2 separate regions of the Homo sapiens genome follow, and region 1 is linked to region 2. A link is a loop called in an ENCODE intact Hi-C map of the cell type or tissue named here. Cell type or tissue: PC-9. All regions are shown on one strand.

Region 1 (2,500 bases), 340 kb before region 2:
TGAAAATGAAAGATGAGGAAGGGACCTTGCCAACCTATGTAGAGCAGGTTTAGCTGTTAGTGATTTCTGGATACCAGGATTGTCTTAAACTGGTAAGGGTGTAGAGGGTGAATAGAAGCATCCCTTAACTAGACAAATCTATTTTCTGTAACATAGTGGCCTTGGTAATACATGCTCATTAACTAGTGGTTATTATGTGCCAGGTGCTATAGGTTCACCCTATTAACTACTTCAAACAGTCCTTTGAGATGATTATGCCCTCTTTACAGATAAAAACAGGTTTTGGAGTAATTTACCCACGGTCCACAGCTAGTAAGTGGAATTTGAACCTAGATCCAGTTGGCCCAAGAGCTCCTTCCCCGCCCCCATAATGCTCTTACAACAACCTGAACCCCTAGTTATTCTGTTGTCATCATCTGTTGTCATCAAGCTGAAAGCTTTTTTCCCCAGAGACATCTTGCTGCCCATTCAGAATCAATTTTTACTAAGCTGTAATATTTAGCATAGCACGTATTAGTCATTGAGTGTGAAGGTGTTTAAAAAAAAATCAAACTTGAAAAATACACAAACATTTCTGTGTAGTCTGAATTATTTGGACATGACTTGTTTTGACTTAGCCTTTCTCCAAGCATAATCTCCATTAAAGAAAAAAAAATGGAAATGTTTAAACTTCCTATTCTATTTGTACAGTAGGATAAAATGTCATGTCAAACAATTTGAAAATATCAGGTTATTTTAACTAACTGGAATTTGTTTTTGTCAAAAAATAATGCATAGACCCAATAATTCTTTTGACAAGCTACAGGAAAATTTCACTAAAGTTGATGCAGATGCCTGCGGTGATGTGAGACTTCACCTTCCTTTCCTTAGAAGTCTGAAAGCAGCATGGAAGCAAGCCTGGGACTAAATGAACATACTCCTAAGGCACTTAGGTGCATGCCTGGCACCTGGTTGGTAAATGCTCAGTAAATGTTAGCACTACTTAAAATAAACATCAGTGCCTTCTTTGATCAACAATCAGATAGTCAACCATGAAAACAGCTCTTTTCCATTTTAATCCAGCATTTAAAAAGCTATCTAGACTAATGTTAAGTCCCACAATAGAGGCCCCAAGAGTACAGAAAACATGATCAGACTCGTACAACTCAATGTTTATTTCTGCTATTAGGGCTTTTTCCAGCAGTAGTTCCCCACTGTTTCCACCATCGTGGAGACAGAAATCGTCCTAAAAAACACATGACTAGAACCTGGGGTACAGTGGTGCACCACCATTGCTATTATTTGTTTCTTGGTTAAGAATCCAGTTCAGCCTTTGTTGAACCCTTTTCCCTCTACCCCAATCTAGGGTTTGCCTTGGTATCTTGTCCTCAAATTTGTAGCTGACCTACCACTTCTGCACCTACTCTAGCACTCAGCTCCCATCTCTGTTGTAAGAAGGCAATCACAGACATGACATTGTGCACACAACCAGGCCAGGTGACCTTCACTGAAACTTGCTTTTAAGCCATAACATACATAATTATTACTGAAGTATTACTTATACAAGGGTTTCATTCATCTATGAAGATGTTGCTTTTTTTTTTGAATTTTGAAAAGGACCAATCTAAATTTCCTTTATTTAAATATAAAATTCTATAAAACAGGTCACTGAACTAAAAAATCACATTTTTTCATATGTCAGTTCATGGCCACACATAGTACAAGTCTTACGGTACATGTCATCTTCTAGGTTTTCTTCTGGTCCATACTCATGTTGATGAACAATCGTCTCCCTTTTCCACACGCTGCTTCTTACTGCTCGCCGCAATTCTGAAAAAAAAATTTTAAAGTCATCTTTTCAGTGGTGCTATTCAGGTGAATCCAAAAATCCAACTCCATCAAGCTTTCAGCCATGTACATGTGTGTGTGTCTATGTGTATTTAAACCATATATAGTTTACCTTAATTTTATAACAAAGTTGATTATACAAACTTGGCAAACTTACTTTCTTACCTCACTAGTTCGGCCTGTGAATCAAGTTGTCACTGGAGCAGTGTGAAACAAGAGATTCAGAAATGGTTATGTGGGTTGGTGGTATGCAAAACAGAACCATATTCAGAAGTGAGTTGAGTAACACAATAGGACACATTCAGGTACGTTTGACTTCAGATAACAGAATGCCACAGTAGGAAAAGGAGTCAGCTGAAATAATTAAGAAAAAGGAGTGTTTTTAAGTTCCTGTTAGGAGCTACGTCAATAAGCATCAAGTCAAGCTTTGCAAGAAAACTAGAAAGTAGAGAACTCTACCACTATGCTGGTATGTTTTCATCTTAGAAAAAGTGCTTGTGCAATAAGACCTCAAGTCTGTTGAAGTTCTTATAAGATGACAGCATTATTTTAGGAGAGGGCTAAAAATAAGAATCACAGAATGTTAAGAGCTGGAAAGAACCACAGAGTTTTGATTTTACTTCACTTTATTTTGCAAGTAGGGAAACTGAGCAAAGATAGTTTAACTGTGAAG
Region 2 (2,500 bases):
AACATAGAATTAAAAGATGATTTTCAGTAGTTTTGGCATTTGACCCAGGATTTATACATATTTTACAGATTTACAGATTTTAAGAAATAACTAATACTTTCTACCCAAGATATTCCTCCTGATTAGTTTGTGTTTTCTTTGCATGCTGAGTTTGTTTATTCTCAGTCACTCTTAGAATAAAACGCTTCTCACGTACAGGTGGCTTAGAGCAGCAGTCTCCAACCTTTTTGGCACCAGGGACTGGTTTCATGGAAGACAGTTTTTCCACAGATGCAGGGAAGGGGTTGGGGGCGGCAGCTGAATGGTTTTGGGATGAAACGGTTCCACCTTAGATCAGGCATTAGATTCTCATAAGGAATGCACAGTCCAGATCCCTCACATGCGCAGTTCACAATAGAATTTGCACTCCTATGAGGATCTAACAGGTGATGTGACAGGAGGCGGAGTTCACGTGGTAATGGTCACTGGCCTGCTCTTCACCACCTGCTGTGCGGCCCAGGCCACAGACCAGTACCAGTCCTGGGAGTTGGGAACCCCTGGTTTGGAGGAAGCAGAATGATTAGTTTTCACATCAGTCAGCATGAGTATTTCTTTTCTTTAAAAATTAGCACATATGACAGAAATTATCAAGAAAATAGAGGAGGAAAAGCATCAAGGAGTTTGGGTGCAGTTAATGGTATAATTCTCTGGAAGCATTTTTACAGTTTTATTTTGAAGCATATTGAGACAGGCAAAAATTAATGAGTTATAAGGTGGTAAAATGGACAGAGAATAGGACATCTCACTTATTTCCAAATGTTATGTCCCTTTGTCCCTTCTACAGTTTTTCCATTTTTCCTAAAAACCATTTGTGCTTGTTGTCTATTTAAGTTCACCTCAAACAGGAAGAACAGCCACATGTGCAAGAGCCAGTAAAGGACATTCCTTGGAAGGTGGGGGGCAGTTCCTGAGAGCAAAGATGGGTCAGCCAACAAATACTTGAGCATTTCCTATGTGCCAGGCACTGCGGAAAATAGTGGTTTAAAAAAAAAAGGAACAAAAAAACAAGGTTCCTACCCTCTTGGACCTTACAGAGAAATGGTGTTTTTTTTTTTTTGTTTTTTTTTTTTAAATCATAAATAGGCTAGGTATGGTGGCTCACACTTGTAATCCCAACACTTGGGGAGGGTGAGGCAGGATGATTGCTGGAATCCAGGAGTTCAAGACCAGCCTGGGCAACATAGACAAACCCTATCTGTACAGAAAAAATTGTTTTAAATTAAGAATTCTAAATAATAATTGCAAGTAAGCAAAGTGTGTTGTAATGGAGAAGCACCACATACTCATGGTGAGAGCCTATGACCTGGCATTGGGAGGTCTGGTGAGTAAGACTGCCTAAGGAAGTGATGTTGACTGAGACTCCAAGGTGGAGTCAGAGTTAGCCAAGCAAAGAGGATGGAAAGAGCATGCAGAGACCAGGAGGCAGGTGAGAGCATGGTGTGCTCTAGGACCCAGGAGAAGCAAGAACTGCCGCACTAGAGGTCCGAACAACCAGCTAGAGATGCAGGTGCCTCTCAGCCTCCTGTCCCCTGAGTCACAGGGTTATTATGGGTGTTTCTCAGGTTCCTGATTTGAGCAGCTGACTGTGACTCTGGTAATGATACCCAAGAGAAGGTACATGATTTTTTTTTTTTTAACTTTTTACTGTCAAAAATTTCAGACAGTGACAAAGGGTAAAAATAATAGCAAAATGAACCCCCATGTTCTTATCACTCAGCTTCAGCAATTATTGGTCATAGCTGATCTTATTTTATTCCTGCATACCCTTACCTTCTTCCCCACTCCATATAATTTTGAAGCAAATCTTAGCCATTGTATCATTTCATCAGCGAGAATTATAGTGTTTGTCTTATCTACCAGGACTTCTAGCTCTCTGATTTTATGGGACTCTATCGGACAAAGGGACTGAGCTGTAGCACATAGTAGAAAGAAAGTGACTGCAGTTCGTGGCCTTACAGCATTTGTTCTGTGAGCCAGCCCACAGATCCTCAACACTTTGTCCCCTGTGGAGCGTCGAGGATATTTAATGAATCCCTTTTGGACTATTTTTAGAAGGAGAAGATGAGGAAGACGAGGACGATGAGGATGGTGAAGAAGAGGAGTTTGATGAAGAAGATGATGAAGATGAAGATGTAGAAGGGGATGAGGACGACGATGAAGTCAGTGAGGAGGTCAGTGCAGCTGTTTTCTACCCTGCTTCCTATTTGTAATTACAACAAAAGTGGGGGTTTCAAAAAGATGACAAAAGAAAAGAAAAAACACCTTTTGAAGAAATTAGTATACCTGTGAATACATTTACAATATGAATCTGGTTAATTTAGTGTTTGTCTGGCTTTAAATAACTACTAAATAGAATGCCTACTGAACTCAAACTAGTACGGTTCCTGGCTGTGCAAGGTAAGTTCTGGCCCTCTGGGGGAAGGAATGAATTGAGTATTCAGTGTGGTGAGAAAACTGGACA

Evidence for each region. Hi-C counts contacts between places; a loop is a spot of excess contacts. Peaks named below come from ENCODE experiments on the same cell type or tissue, not always from the same donor. Only the 100,000 strongest peaks of a DNase experiment are listed, where the experiment ranks them.
Region 1: a loop joins it to region 2, with 2.4 times the contacts of the local background. A loop is called at or near these places in 1 of 110 quality-filtered maps.

The regions. Positions count from the first base shown.
Region 1 is chr9:97,673,779-97,676,278 of GRCh38, forward strand. It overlaps XPA (XPA, DNA damage recognition and repair factor), which reads right to left. Exons shown (of 6, transcript NM_000380.4): 6 at 1,131-1,809. The coding sequence ends at 1,661. Among named protein-coding and RNA genes, the nearest start is that of XPA, 22 kb to the right of the region's middle. RefSeq lists an enhancer at 1,955-2,024. In PC-9, no CTCF peak of the experiment used is centred here; no DNase peak of the experiment used is centred here.
Region 2 is chr9:98,009,180-98,011,679 of GRCh38, forward strand. ANP32B (acidic nuclear phosphoprotein 32 family member B) reads left to right here. Exons shown (of 7, transcript NM_006401.3): 5 at 2,092-2,210. Among named protein-coding and RNA genes, the nearest start is that of ANP32B, 27 kb to the left of the region's middle. RefSeq lists an enhancer at 1,630-1,699. In PC-9, no CTCF peak of the experiment used is centred here; a DNase peak (open chromatin) is centred at 1,432.